Regions from separate parts of the Mus musculus genome. Here region 1 is linked to region 2. Evidence: chromatin loops called from intact Hi-C (ENCODE). Cell type or tissue: heart. All regions are shown on one strand.

Region 1 (8,000 bases), 770 kb after region 2:
GACAGGAAAGTGCTATGTAGCTATGGAATAGATCTGAGGCTTGCTTGATGCAGAAGTATGAGGCCCCAATCAGAACCCACAGAATCAGAATGCTTAAGCACCATTCCTGGGTGATGTGATATCCAGTGTTGAAGCATACTGGCTTAAAATATAAACATTTCTATCAAGCTGCGTACATTCCCTTGTTCTAAAAATGATACTTACTATGCATTGGTATCATGATGGGTATGGGAACTGTACTGTAGAACTCTTGGGATACCAGAGCCATAGCTGCCAGAGATCTCCTTGGAATGAGGCAGGCTATATACAAAAGAACATGAGACTCACTCATATATGAATGTCAAAGGCTGTGGGAGCAGGGAAGAGTTAAGCTGGTGTGAGCTCTTGAATGACATGCCACAAAGGAAAGAACACTTGCGCTAAATGTTGGACAATAAGAAAGAACAGGATGGGTGGGTAGAGCAGCCAGAGGATAAAATTTCTAGGAGGGTTAGGAATGACAGACAGAAAAGCAAGAGGAAGCCTGTCTTCTCTTGGCTGCTAGCCCAAACTCTGCCTTCCCCATGGGAAAGCTCTAAACCTCTAGGAACACTGCCAACAATCCTTGTGAAGTTTGGGCAAAAGGCTGCTCATCTTCATCTTGAGTCTGGCTTGGATCAGGACCAAAAATGTTCTCTCAGTCTTCATCAATAGCCACAGGAAAGGGGAGCCAGGGTGGGGTCAAGATCCACCATGTGTATTGACTTTCCATGACAGGCATCCACGTAGCTTTCAAGAAGAAGGGTGTTTGGAGCAAATTCCACGAGCTCGTATTGAAAACCAGAACATTCTACCCCAAAGCAGACCTGTGTAAGCACTCATGGAAGTCTCCCCCAAGACACTTTAGCAGAGTAGTTATTTTGAGCCTAAGACATGGAAAACAGCCAGGACAGGGAGAGACTATCTCTGAACTCATTCATCTGCCTGGTGGCAGATCTTCCAAAAGGGACTCAACTGCCATCAGTCCTGTCCTTAGAGTTCCACCAACAGGGAGGTGTCCACACATTACAAGATAGAATGTGGGATGTGGCTTAGGTGGTACCTGCCTTGAATGCCCAAGACACTGGGTTCAATCTCCAGTACCATAAATGGGTCATGGTGATGCGTGCCAGCATTCCAACACTTGAGAGGCAGAGGCAGTTCAATGTCATCTTCATTCACCACAAAGCATGAGCTACATGAGCCCCTGTTTCACAAACCTACAAGATGGGGGCCTGGAAGAAACTAGGCATACCTGCTATATTGCTTCATTCATTCTTAGGGCTTATTCATCTTTCATAAAAATCATTGTTATCGCCTATGAGGGCCTATATCCCCATTCCCTACCTGGTTAAGGTGTTATATAAGCCAGAAATGGTAGCACATACCTATAATCTCAGCATTCAGGAGGCTGAAACTGACTTCAAGGTTGATATAGATATCTATACAGTGATGCCATGTTTCACAAAACCACAGAACCTTCAAATCTTTCTGCATGTTCTTTTTCTCCTGTGGTGCTTTCAGGCATGGGATGTTCCAGGCAAATAATTGATGTTACTTTTTTTGTTAACCTGCTTACTGTCTTTTTGCTTCATGAATTACCTGTGTAATCTGGAAGTTTCTCTCCATCTACAGTTCCCAAGTGTTGAAGGGATGACTGAGTGACCACAAAGCTCTCAGGCCAAGTTGAAACGACTATTTGATCAGATTCTCAATGGAAACTCTCCAGGGTGACCTCCTTGCCAGTGTAAATGTCCAGCCTGGTGGGGGACAGAGGTGTCCAAATTCTAACTCAGTCTTTTTACCCTTTAATGGAAGTCCTTTCCCGTGTGAAATCTTGTAAGGGAAACCCAAGATGAAGAAATCAAACAGATTTCTGTGGAGATAGATTTCAAGTATTTAGTAACACTTTAGGTGGAGACCCTGCCTCCTCACCACACCCCTCCCCTCCCAGCCCTTGCACAGATCTCCAGGGCAGAGCATGGAAAGGTGGTGAGAGACTCCCAGGCAAGGCTGAAATAAAGGTTGGCCAAGCCCTGGGAGCTTCGGAGAAAAGACTTCCTGACCAGAGGCAGGGTGGGTGAGGTTCCCAGGATTTTGAAAGGGGTGAGGCATGGAAAAATAAATTAAAATGATTAAATCCGAGAAAGCAAACAAGAACAGAGATATTTAAATAACTTGTTAAGAGATAAGAAAAAGAGCTTTCTTAAAAGACCAGTAAGTGGTCAGAGGACTCAGGAACAGAGTATGCAACCATCCTCTACTCAAAGCAGTGCAAAGCTCTGGGTTCTAAACTCCAGGAGAAAAAAAAAAGGATGCTGCTTGTTATGAGTGGTCCCCAACGTTGGCATCAAAGTCAGATACCTCAGAAAGAACATGGCCTTGTGTGGAAACTGGGTCATTGCTGATGAGATCAGCTAAGGCGAGGTCATGTTAGAGTAAGTTAGAAAAACCATCTTTTTTTCTGGCAGTTGTCCATATAGAAAGAAGAGATGGCCAGGGGGAAGGCCTTGATGGCAGCAGCAGAGTTGGTATTTCACCAGAGGCTCTGGGAGGTGCCTCATGGATGCCTTGATTTAGACACCAGCCGTGAGAGACTATATTCTTATTTAAGCCACCAAGCTGTGAGGCTGTGTTAAGGCAGCCCTTATCAGGCAGAGGGTAGTCAGTGTGTCTGCAGAAATCATGATGGGTGGGGGGAGGGGAGCAGGAGGGGAGGAAGAAGGGGGAGAGAGATTTCAATGGTTCTTATACCAGGATGAATCATCCACTACAGAGAGCTCAAAGCCACAGGGGGTGTGAGCAGAAATTCCCCAAAGAAGAGTGTAATAGAGTTGGGTACTGCAAAGCAGGCCTATGGAGCAAAGCTTTGCCCTCATCCTAATCAAAACCACCTCTGCTCCCAGCAAAGAGAAACGACAGATGCAGTGTGTACCAGAAACATGTTAAAGAGGGGAAGAACCAAAGAATACCTTAGCCACCCAGCTGGCCCAGAGGGAGGGCATCCTAAGGACTCTAGAGTTTCCATTTTAATTCTAGAATGGGCTTGGGAAAATCTAGATAAATTGCTTCCCAGTAAGAAAAAAAAGAGAAAAAGGAAGGAGTTTTCCTGGTATAAGAAACTGTAAGTCATCTCCCAGCACACGTTCTGCCAAAGAGACCTGCACCCATCTAGACCTGGTCTTCCAGAATCCTAGCAAGCTGGGCTCTGAGTGGATGCCAGGGAACTGATGTTCAGGACTCACTCCCAACCTCCAGGACCCTTGGGGCAGAGACAAGCAGTCAGAGACCGAGGGAGCAGGAAGGCTTGCTTCATTCAGTCCTTCTCAAGGAGCCTGCACACACACACACACACACACACACACACACACACACACACATCATCCTGTCGAATAGGGGTGGGCCACCACGTTGCTTAGCTACAGGGGCTCTGTGAGGGAATGTGGCCCAGGTGTATGTACAGAGAGGTTTCCTAACTTTGTCTTTCAAACCACCCCTCACTAACCCCACATGGATTCTCTCATGGATGCTTAGGAAATGTCATTTGTCAGCTCTTCCCCCACCAGGTGGGAGAGGCTTCATGTCATGTTCCTTTATCTTCCCACTACAACCCTCTCCATGGTGCACCAGGGCCATTGATTTTATCTTTGACATTCTCTGCTTGAAACTCTGCTTGAAACATATTTCCTTCGTAGCAAAGCCCACATCATATTCGGCTATGAAACACCCATGCCCAGGAAAATGCCCAGTGTGTCAGAGTTCCTCTTGTGAGGTCTGGCAAACAAGCTGATTAATTAATTGATGAGTTTACCAGTGTTGATCGTTACGAGCTCTTGGAGTCAAGTGTCTGGCGCTTACAGAATTCTGTGACCTGGCACTTTACAGATTTGTAGCTCATCTGTCCTTAGCCACCAGCATACAGGAGGGAAGGAGGGCGTGGGGACAGGAGGAAGGACCTTCAAAGCTCTACGCCCCTAGGCGATCACCTGGGGTGCATCAGTCACTGTGGATAGCTCTCAGATCTTATGTCAGGGAGGCACAAAAGCCCAGGAAGGGAATGGTACATCAGGCCCTTCCATGTTCACCCTGTGGCTGTGCTTCTAAATGAAGGAAAACTGAGCAAGAGAAAAAAAAAAGAAAGAAAAAACCAAAAAAACAAAAAACTTCTGAACTCAGACAAGGTGATAATAAAAGACAACCAGGGTTTTATGAAGATGGCCCTGGACAAAGAGGTAGCAGATGGTGTCTGACTCAGTTCCAATACTTTGCATCTTCAGTGAGGTATTGTAGCCTCTTAGAGCCTCCAAAACTGGGCTAGTAATCCTGCCCTAGGTCCTCAGGTGGCTGCCCAACTATTCTGCCTAACAACTCTGCTACAGGCCCTCCAGCAGCTGCCCAGCCATCCTGAACGACTCTAAAGAGACACCCTCAGGAAATACAAGGCTCGGAATTTTCTCTATCTTAAAGTGACTTCCGGAGCCCCCAGGACAGTTATTTTAGAAAAGGTTGAAAGTAAGTTTTCAGGCCTGTGGGCTAATGCACTTCCCTCCGAAAAGAGTGATTCTTAGAGGCGCTCAGAAGCTGGGAAGCTAGCCATAAATAAGGCTTATCTGGCCTGTCCTGCATTGCCAAAATTCTTTTGTTCTGAAATTTAAACAAAGACAGACCTGATGTTTTACTGACCCCTTGTGGACATAAGAGGAAATGGATTTTTCCGGCAGATTTGTATCTCCTGTCATGACTAAGGAAGCCCAACTTTCAACCTCACTGGCCTGATGGAATCCCACAAACTCTTCCATCATCATCCCAGGACTCCCAACTCCTACCCCAGGCACTGGCAGCCATCTCCACTGACCAGCTAACTGGCACTTCAGTCTGTCTGGAGAGCCACTTGACAGCACAATGCTAGATAAGGAAGGCACTGGCATAGTCCCAGGAAGCCATTACAGCACAGACTGGAGTTCCTTCCCTGCCAGAGACTCTGACTGGAGTAGGGAGCGCTGGGGATCTACATCTTACCAAGCAGCAATTCTGATTCCGTGTATTGTTCTGCAGGACCAACCTGAAAATGTCAACATGCTCAAGGTCCCTCCTCTCAGCAGTGAGGAAATTAAGACATTAAAGGGCTGTTCAGTCAGGACTGCCAATAAAGCATGTAAAAATCAATAAAGTCACACAAGCATGAAGGCCTGGGTTTGGTCTCACACCCAGGTAAAAGTTGAACATTATCCTAGTCTGCCTTCTATTGCTGTGATAACCACCACGGCCCAAAGTAGCCTGGGGGAAGGGGTTTGTTTGGCTTATACATCCTTACCTCAGACTATTATTGAAGGAAGTCAGGGCAGGAACTCAAGCAGGAGCAGGGGCAGGAACTATGTGGGAGTGCTGCTTAGCGGCTGTTCTTAGGCCCACAGTTATCTTACCTTTCTTATACAGTCCAGAACCACCTGCCTAGGGATGGTACCACCCACAGTGGGCTGGGCCTTCCCACATCAATCATTAATCAGGAAAATGCTCTACAGATGTACCCATAGGCCAATTCAATGGAGGTGTTTTCTCAGTTGCAGTTCCTCTCCCCAGATATGACTAGGTTTGTGTAAGTTGACAAAACTAAACAGTACAGGACTTATGATGGGCTATGGTCCCAGCACTGGGTTGGGCCAACAGTTGTGGTGGGCCTATGGTCCCAGCACTGAGGTAGACCAACAATTATGGTGGGCCTATGGTCCCAGCACTGGGGTGGGGCAACAAGAGGATCCCTAGGGCTCACTGGACAGCTAGCTTAGCCTTATTTGTGAGTACCAGGTTCAGTGAGAGACCTTGTCTCAAAAAAAACCAATGTAGGGCTCTTGAAGAATCACACCCAGGATGACCTCTGTCATCCGTCCATGTGTGTGTGTGTGTGTGTGTGTGTGTGTGTGTGTACATGTAATCACAGGTATCTGAGGAGGCCAAAGGCAACGGGTAAAGTTGGAGTTATAAACAGCTTTAAGTCACTCATTGTGGATGCTGGGAACTAAACTTTGGGCCTCTGGGAGAGCAGCTACTGCTCTTAACCTCAGAGCCACCTTTGATAGTCTTTATTCTGTAACCTCTTTATTCTATGGTGTAAGAGGTTACACTGGGGTCTACCAGGAGGCCACCCACCCCACCTTATAGGTGTGAAAATGGAGGCTGAGAAAGATGAAATGATAGGCAACAAAAGGCTTCAAGTTAGTGTACTTTAAACCTGAATGTCCCCCACTGCACCAATCCAATCCTATAACACTCAACCCTGATGCAACTGAAAAGCTGTCGAATTCTACACTATGTGATTCTATAGGTTAAAATTTCCTCTTGCTCTGTGGAATGAACTAAGGCCAAAGCCATGGGTATGCTTTATACCTCCGTGCATATATTACAATATGTCACATGTGATACCCATTTGCTATGCTGCAATACATTCTCAGGGAATCCAGCAAAACCGTAGCTTTAGGGTCTGCAGGCATGCTCGTACATGCATATGTCTGCACGGTCTCAAATATATGCATGTGCACACACACACACACACAATCTATCTTCAGAGAAGGCTCTGAAAGTGCAGATGGTAGAGAGATGACTAAAGCCTGCTATGATTAGACTATCCTGGGTGGTTTTAATCCAAAGGAAGAGAATAAAGAATTCTAAATAAGGAGTGATCAAACATGCAGTTACTTTTGCTTGTTCTCGCAGCCTTGTTAATATTACTGCAAAGGGATTTTCAAAGCACAGGTTCTCAAAAGCATAGAAACAAAATGATACAAGCAACAAAATGTTAGAAGCTGCAAAACAGAGTCGTACCTTAATGACTAAGCAAACAAAATGTTAACCCGAAGCCAGCAGTAGAGATACCTCATAAGTGAGGCAGTCTATACCGACAGTACTACAAAGGCTTGGGGACTCACAGAGCAGACACCACTCTGGAGTGTGAAGGAGGCTGGAACTGAAGACAGGAGGTCATGTCTCACTGAGGTCACATATACTGGTTACTCTTCTCACCCTGACAAGAGGCCTGATGGATAGTATATGGCTCACAGCAGTGGCAAAGGAATGCCACTGGAACACTTTACATCTTAGCAGTTTGGGGGGAAGCAAAAAGGGAGGGAAAGAGGGAAAGAGAAAGAGAGAGAACTCAGGCCCACCATACAGCAACCCACTTCCTCTTGCTAAAACCCACTTCTTAAAAGAAACTCTTAAAACAGTGCTACCAGCTGCAGACTAAATGTGCATCGAACGAAGCCTTAGTCCCCAGCTAGAAGTGGTCAGAGATGCCCTAGTTTGTTTCTCTATTGTTGTGATAAACTTCTCACCAAAAGCAATTTGGGGAGCAAAGAGTTTCTTTGGCTTATAAGTTGCAGTTTGTCTTAGAGGGAAGTCAAGGCAGAAGCTGAAGCCGAGAACACAGAGGTGCAGCTTGCTCTCCAAGACTTGCTCACCTTGCTTCCTTATACCACCTAGGCCCACACTGCCCAAAATGGGCTGGGCCTTCTTCCATCAATTAGCAATCAAAAAGATGCCCCTACACACTTACCTACAGGCCAAGCTGATGAAAGGAATTCCTCGGTGGAGGTTTCCCTCCTCCCAGGTGACTCTAGTTTGCTTCAAGTTGATCAGAATTAACCAGCACCGGATGTAATGAAACCCAAAAGGTGGCAGGTTCTGAGAGGTCTACGGGTCATTGAGGTGCTCCCTGGAAAGGGACAGAGAGACTCTGAAACCTCTTTCCTCTTTTTTCATGGCCTGCTCATGAGGTGAGCCGCGGTGACCAACAGCGCACTCTCTCCTGTAATGTGCCAACTTGTCTAGACCAAGGAATGAAACCTCTGAAAAGGAACCAGAGCAAGTCTCCCCTCTTTTTATGTTGGTTACCTCAGGTATTTGTCACAATGGTGGGAAGCACCTCCTGAGGCTCACACAAATCTTTCCTCCCAAGTACCCAGGTGTGGCATCTCTCCTACCCAGAC
Region 2 (8,000 bases):
CCTTTCTCTCTTCCTCTCTTTTTGCTCTCTCGTCTCCCTCTACCCCTCCTCATCTTCTTTCTCCCACCCCTGCTCCTTCTGTTTCCTTCCATTCCATTTCTCTTTCCCCTTGTCCTCCTTCTTTCTCTTGACTTTTTTCTCTATTTTCTGCCTTCTCTGTCTTCAACCATCTGACCCTCTGTCTAGGTGAGGGGTCAGCCTCTTACCTTTAGTAATATCCTACTTTTCTGCCACCAAAAAAATCCCTGCAGATCCACACACCTCACATACCTAAATTATTGCTGTGGTGTCTTTATCAATAAGTAATTTTAAAAAGAGAACCCTGGGCATCTCTTGGTAGCAATCAGCAGAAAAACTGTTCCGTGAATTGAGTGGAAGGAGGCTTCCTTTGATGGGTATCAGATATGTTTTTAGTTTGTGTGGTGGGGGGAGAGTTGTAAAAGGAGGTAACCAGTAAAGAATGGTGAAAACTCAACCCCATTTCATTAAATCCTCATGAATATGCAAAAGAGGACTAATTGCCCTCTTCAAAAACTAATCATTCTGAATTTTACAAGTTGAATTATAAAAACCTGACACACTTATTTTTCTCTTTTATTATATTTGTAAGCATTACTCCTTTCTGCAAAGGAAATCAAATCCTATTTCTGTCAGCTGCTCTGGTTCCCCCTCCCCCTTTCTGCTGCGACCTGCTTCTCCCCTTCCTCTGCCTAGCACTGCTGCAGCCTGGCCATGTGTATTAATTGCCCTGTGAGAGGCGCTTGCAGTCATTAGAATTCCCCGTTCAGAACTATTATCTTGTGCCATTGTGCCTTTGCATTATATTTATTTAAATGTGCCTCTTCTGAATTAGCTCATTTTTAACAGCTAGCCATGCCTGAAATATCGTCCCATCCAAGCTGTTCCCATATCATTTTTCTTTCCTTGGTGGAAGAGAAGTCTGCATCCAGCCTTCCATTCCAACAGGGCAGCTTTGTTAGGAGCCAGAAGCTGCTTTGTGTGGCAGCTTCCTGGAAAGAACTCTCTGCTCAGACCCTGTATGTAGGAAGATAGCCTCCAGAACATACTAGACTCTCACTAGAGGAGTGTCTTCTCAGGGACGGGCTGCAGGTTTCCTACCATGTGATTTTCATTGAGGAAAGAAGATGTCTACACAAGTTTCTAGTCGTTTCTTGAACTTTTGCATTAGAGATTCCCAAGTTGATGCCAAATTCTTACTGGCAGATACTCAGGAGCCATCAGCTGTCTCCAGAGTCACCCCGACTCAGGGCAGTGTAATGAATTAAATGGTCACACAAGTTTTCTCTCAGGCCTCCACTTCCCAGGGCTGCTAAGAAAGTTCTGGCTGGAATGGGAATTTCTGTTTCTGTACTAAGTCTAAACTGACAGGCCTCCATATCAAACTGGTTTTTTGTTTTGTTTTCTTTTGTTTTTTTTCCTGTTTTTCCTTGTCTACCTCATGTGCCCATCTTCCCATTCAGAACAGACAACATAGTTTAAAGCTGAGCAGAGACTATATTCTTTTGTTGTTGGTGGTGGTGGCAGTGTTTTATTAATAATTAATTAATTTTACATCCCAACTGCAGTTTCTCCCCCCTCTTTTTCTCCCATTCCTTCCTCTTTTCACCTTGCCTCCCATCCCCCATTCTACTCTTCCTCCTCCTTTGACTTCATTATTCTTACAACTCCAGACTTCAGAGAGATTTTTCTCTGGACCATTGCTGCCCAGCTCATAGGATCTCTATGTCTCATTTGCATAAAGGCACACAGCCAAAGACACAGCATACCCCCCCTCCTGTAAGTGGGGGCTTGTGGTCGTCTCATCATGCCCTCATTATTCCTTTTATCTTGTGAGGAAACTGGAATAAAAGGCCTTAAGCAAGGTTAATAATCTAGTGAGTAGTGAAGAATGAATTTGTGCACAGGTTCATATTAGATTTATTTTCTTCCCACAACACCAAGCTGGCAGCATTGGAAATAAAGTCGATATGTTGGCATGAATATTTGGCAGAGAACATCAGGAAAGGCATTATGGACAGGGTGGGCCAGATGTTTGATTTAAAGCTGAAGAGAAGTGCTTTGTGATATGGGGAGAAAGATAAACACATTTGTCTCTGTAAAAATAGTAAGTTCAGACGCCAGCATGCTTGGGGGGGGGGGGGTCTTGCAAGTTTTATAAGATGTATTGAAGAACAGCTTTTGGGAACTATCATGAAAGTCCCCCAAGCACAAAAATATTTACCCAGAATGTCTGGTTCATAACCAACCCTTTAACAAGGTTTGTGAATGAACATGAGATCTTGCTGCCCATGTTCATAGAGGCATACATGCTTCTACAACTTGCACACATGAGTGTGGGGTCTCCAGATCTGGGGTCTAGCACCAACACAGTGCTATCATCTTGGCTGGCTCTGAACACATCTTCTCAACGTGCTGTGTGAAGACTGACAGGGGAAGGAGCTCCCTGGTTCCTCTGAGTGTCGAAGATCAAGAGGAGGGAGACCAGCATAAGATGAAAATCTTCTGGCTTTTCATTTCCCTCAAGAACAGACTGGGGAACAGTGTGTTCCCCCACAGTGGAGGTTACCAGACTTCCTAAATTCTGAGTAGAAAAGGGGGTATCTTTGTGAACTGAAACAGACTGCAATTCATTCATGAGGAAAGAACTCAACATATTGCCTGATAGGGATCTGGGGTAGGAATGAGCCCAGAAATGCTTCTCTGTTGTCTTCCTTGGGTAAAGAGCAGGCTGAGGCATAGGCATGAGCTTGAGAAGATGCAGCACATGTGACCTGTTCGGCTCATCCCTCAGTGCAGCACCAGGAGCAGTCTAGTCCCCTCTTTCTCTGACCCCCTCCCAATTCTTAGAGGCAGTACCACAGAGCTTACATCCTGCTTGATTTCCTATCTAGGACTCATCTGGCACCAGAGGCAGCCTATATTGGAGGAAGGGAAATCTCTTTCCAACCTCCATGTATAAAAGCTCTGAATATGATTTCAGAGAACTCAGTAGAGAGGATGTCTGTGTAGAAAGACTCCTATTCCTGTCTGTCTTCAATCAAAGAAACCAATTTTTACAGCCCCCCTAAATATGGATATAGCTTTTTCCTTTATAAATACATATTTTTTATTTATCAAGCAAATATCTGAAAAAAAAACATCCCCAATTGCTATTGCAGCCTACAAGTCCAGGCCTCCAATGGCAATATCTCCCTTTCTAAACTCAATCCCACAGGATTGCAACTCAGCCTAAGATTACCCTGGGATGATACAGGTTGCTGAGAGCACTGTCCTCCAGCATCTACCTGAGAGGATGAAATGAAGTAGATGATAGGTAGATTGGAGTATGTTTCATGATTGTGGGGGTAGGGGGGAGGTGGCTCAGTCACTAAACACTTAGACCTTACCCTGACTGTGCAGGCCTATAATCCTAGGGCTGGGTTGGCAAAGACAAGGACATTCCTGATACTTGCTAGGCAACCAGGCTAGCCAAATCAATGAGCTCCAGATTCTGTGAAAAAACCATTCCTCAAAATACAAGGTGAACAGCCCCTGAGCTTTAAAGACACAGGGCGTTGACCTTGGCCTCCACACATATGCATAGACATGTGGATCACACACCCTCCCCATGGACACACACAAACATGCTTAAATGTATGCTCACAAGAGTAGGTCAGAGGATTTCAGACACAGAGCTTTCAACCTCTGTGAGAAACTAGAGTCTCTAATGGTTGCTGAGTAAGTAAATAGTGGATCCCCCCCTCCCCTACTTTCAAACACTCTTTTCATTCAGCTGTCTGATGGCCCTATTGGCTAATTCATTTCCTTCCCCAAAGACTGCTGAATATTTAAAGCAGGAACTTTAGATGTGCCCAGTGACTTCACATCGCCGTTATATCTGGCTTAATTTCTTCTTACAAGTCCTGTTCTGATACCCTCTCCTCTCCTGTATTCCCAGGTGCCTCATCAACCCAGCTGCTGGACTCAGCCCCTCCTCTCCATAGTTGGCTCATGGCAATTCTTTCTGAGACCTTCACACAGACCCTTTGATTTGTCCATTGACAGAGAATTTTGGAGATAAATTTTCAGGTAGAATAAACTTGCTCATAACTCAAAGCTATTTATGTAAATTCAGCTCCAAACACTGGCCTGATTTTCCAGCAAAAACTCAGATGTAGGATGGACTAGATACGTCTCTTTTAAGTCTCTAAATGCCCACATATTTTCCTGAGGTCAGCAAATGGTTGACTTGAAGGGGAGATATTGTGATTTGTGCTCAAGAAACTTAAGTTATGAGTGATCATAGCTTCATCTTTAAAACGGAAATAATGATTACATCAACTTTCATGGGGCTGGTGTGAGAATTAAAATGTGGTACTATTTGTAACTGTTTTTTTACAACACTATAAGCATAAGACATATTGTTCGTGCTGGTTGGAGGCAGATGTCTTGACAGGAAATCTCTGGAGGTCGCTCTCAGTGTAAACATCCCATGATTCTCTGCCTCAGACAGGGAGATGAACTGCTGCAGCTGCTGCCCTTAGCAACGGGCCAGCTGAGCGGCAGGCTGCACTTCACAATGGCGGCCGCTAGATGGCACGTCCCTTGAAAAACTTCTGCTGCCACAGAACATCTGGATTCTTACAGAGGAAGCTTCTCAAAGGGCATGTAGTTAATGTGGAAGAAACCTGGAGTCCCATCTCCACGGCGACAGAAGCCCTATTCAAGGATCAGAAGTACTCTGAAATACACATAAAAACGAGGGACACCACCCTTTCTTGCTTATTGGTACATTGACATTTTCTTCGTTCCGCTGTAGGGCTCAGAGATGCACTGGTACCCCATGAGGCATCTGGAAAAAGGCAACTAACTTGTTTATCTGAATTCCTCAAAAGGAGAGCAGCGTGATGAAAAATGAATGCCACCAATTATTACACAACAATGTAAGTGTCTAATTCCTCAGCCAGTAACCTCTCTTTAGCACTCCAGCAGTGCTTCAGCCGGCCATGTAAGGAGCTACCCTCAGTCTACCCTCAGGGAGATTCCCATATCAACTATGGCATCTTGGGCAGTCACATCCTGTATGCTCATAGGATCTGCATCACAGAGGTACATGGAGTCATCAGATACACAGGATGAGAACTACCTGTGAGGGCTTTTGTTAGGACCTTCCAGTCAGTCCATTTATTTGTTCTATTTCACTTGATCTTCAGTTGCACTTCCTGCACTCTCAAGTGCAGGAACCCTAAGGTGGCATTTTTCGCAGAGAGAACAACTGTGATAAAAGTCCATCTGTGACCTAAGAGAAGCACCGAGAACAGCAAGGAGGGTATGCTGTGCCTAACATATGCATGTGTCTTATATCTAAGAGTCCTGTCATCCTAGAAAGCCTTTGGACCTGATCTGTTAGAATTTCTAGGTGGAAGCCAAGTCTGTTCAACCTATTTCCTTCTCTAACTTAAGGTTCCCTATTTGGTTTTAACTCAGTAAATATAACTGCCACTTTTCTAACATTGATTAGTGGGAGGAAATGATCTAGATAAACTCCTGGAAAACTTGTGTTTAGTATGTCATACTTTTAAGATTTAGCTATGTAAATGTGTATGCTGGATATAGATGTATATGCATATGTATATGACGTATATGTATATGTATATGATGTATATGCATATGATGTATATGTGTATGTGTATGTGTATATGTATATGATGTATATGTATATGCATATGTATATGATGTATATGTATGTTGTATATATGTATGTGATGTATATATATATATGCATATGTTTATGATGTATATGTATATGTGTAGACACATACATACATGTGCTCATGGAGACAGTCACTGCACGTCTGTGGCCAGAATTACAGGCAGTATGAGCTGCCAAATGTGGGTCCTGGGAAATTAACACAGACTCTTTGCAAAAGGAGCAAGAACTCTGAGTCATCTCTCCAGTCCTATCTAGTATTCTATTAAAAATAATGATAATAATGAACAATACCTCTTAATTAGCAAGAGGAAAGTGAAATAAGAATAGATTTTCCATTTTCTTTGTTAAGTTTTTCAGAAACTGAAAATATGTGGGGTGGCAATATGAACAGCACTGGACAAAGATTTGTTTAATGAGCTTGGTTCTAACCATAAGCTTTGTATTAAAGAGGTCTTGGAAAGAGTTACTATCATTTTCATCCAAGTCAGAAATAAGAAATAGAAACTAAGAAAATAGATGTAACTTACCATATTCTCTGAACAGCAGTGAACAGTGCCTGTTTCTAAAACTTTCCTAAAGCCAGACTCTCTGGAAACATTGTGTAATTTCTTTTGGGAACTCACAAGTGGGACTATATACGTTTTGTGACCTTTTATAAATTATTACTTTTCTTAAAAACAACAACAAAAAAGGCAGGTAAAAAAGTCTCCTCAAGTCCTGTCTCAAACCAAGAGTTGAGAAGACCAAAGCTTCTTGTGCAACTATCGAGAAGTTCCCTATAAGGACTTGACCTCTAAGACTGGACGCTAGGTGGGAAAGAGATTATTACAGCCTCAGGGGGTTCCTGTGCTAGGGTTATGTCTGCATTAGTGTTTTATCTATGACTGACAGAGGAGAGAGAAATATGGAGACACACATAAGGAAAGTTACTTAGAGAAGAGTAAGGTTGGAAGTGGCTATAAATGGAGTCTAGAGTGGGATCATTTTCCCTCTACTAGGCTTGTGTTTGCTTTACAGACTTTCAGGGAACACAAATTTGGGTTATCTACTCTTCTCAGTGATGGGGACCCTGCTCACGATCTAGAGCTAGGTGTGAATGACCACCATTGCTGTCAAGCAAACTTGTACCTGTCCCTTTGTTCTTTCTCACCAAGATGGACGAGAGTCCTCTGAGGGACTTAAGAGAATTTCCCAGGTGTCAAAATGCAAAATCTGAGTTGAGTTCACCTCTTTTAACTATTTCAAATATATGAAAATAATTCCCATAATTCACATGCATTCTATTTTTATTTTTCCCTTTTTATTCTAGCCCTTTGTAGAATTAACCCTATAAAACCCAAAAATGCACAAATGGGTTTAAAAATTCTAAGATCCTCTGATTAGCTTGTACATACGGGAATAATTGTTGTTCATGGCTGGATTTCTTCAGAAAGCTGAAAGCTTGGTTTGAACAGAGACCTAATAGGAGCTGGATTTGAATGTGTCTGTTTTACAAATGAGAAGGCAAGGTTTCTGATCGTGTAAGTAATGGCCCCAGTGTAGGATCTCATGTTACCTCATCCAGAAGAGAAACCCCACAAATTTGCCTGGGTTGATGAAGGTGCAAAGAGAAGGAAGAGATTTCTGGGGAAGGAGGCAGCAGCGACTCTGTATATTCAATTTTAGGTAGCCACAGCTTTACCTAGAGATTTTTACAGTAGGTGGCTTGGATTCACCTGTTTCACTGCCCAGGGGATTTCTCTTTTATCCAGAACTGCAAAATCCCATGAGAGTCTGTAGACATACACTGTCTTTATAGCCACTTGAAGAAAATATTTTCACAACCTCCAGGGTGAAGGTTGTTTTCACTTCTCTCAACTTATAACATTTGACACTAATCTTAAAAGCTCACTCAATATATAGTCACCCTCCTACATCTGACCAACAGTGACACCATATCTTCTCTCAGATCAAATCCCACTCTTCAGCGCTGGCAAAGGGATGAGAAGATGCTAGCAGATACTGTTGAGTGACTTTCTGCCATGTGTCTGTCACTATGCTTTACATTAACATGCTCTTTTTAATTCACCCCCAAACTTGGGGCTCTGTGAGAATTAGGAGTGGTGCTGGATAATTGTGTATGGTTTCCTTCTCCTCACCACTGTAAGATCACCACTGTTTGGCTAGCTTGAGTGAAGCAAGCACAGGACTGACAAAACATCCCACTTCTTGATTCAGATTGGACAAGAAGCAGGAAGTCTGTCTTAGCTAGGTTACCTAGGTATGTGTATACCTCAATAATCCCAGT

The links. Peaks named below come from ENCODE experiments on the same cell type or tissue, not always from the same donor. Only the 100,000 strongest peaks of a DNase experiment are listed, where the experiment ranks them.
Region 1: it touches region 2 in a loop (4-fold over the local background); 4 of 42 quality-filtered maps call a loop at or near these places.

The regions. Positions count from the first base shown.
Region 1 is chr1:193,446,427-193,454,426 of GRCm38, reverse strand. No RefSeq gene overlaps it. Among named protein-coding and RNA genes, the nearest start is that of Gm31753, 28 kb to the left of the region's middle. RefSeq lists an enhancer at 4,242-5,098. In heart, a CTCF peak has its summit at 4,700 (motif pointing left); a DNase peak (open chromatin) is centred at 4,926; H3K27ac peaks cover 2,918 bases.
Region 2 is chr1:194,219,758-194,227,757 of GRCm38, reverse strand. 4930503O07Rik (RIKEN cDNA 4930503O07 gene) reads left to right here and starts at 4,999. Exons shown (of 3, transcript NR_040477.1): 1 at 4,999-5,329. In heart, no CTCF peak of the experiment used is centred here; a DNase peak (open chromatin) is centred at 4,597.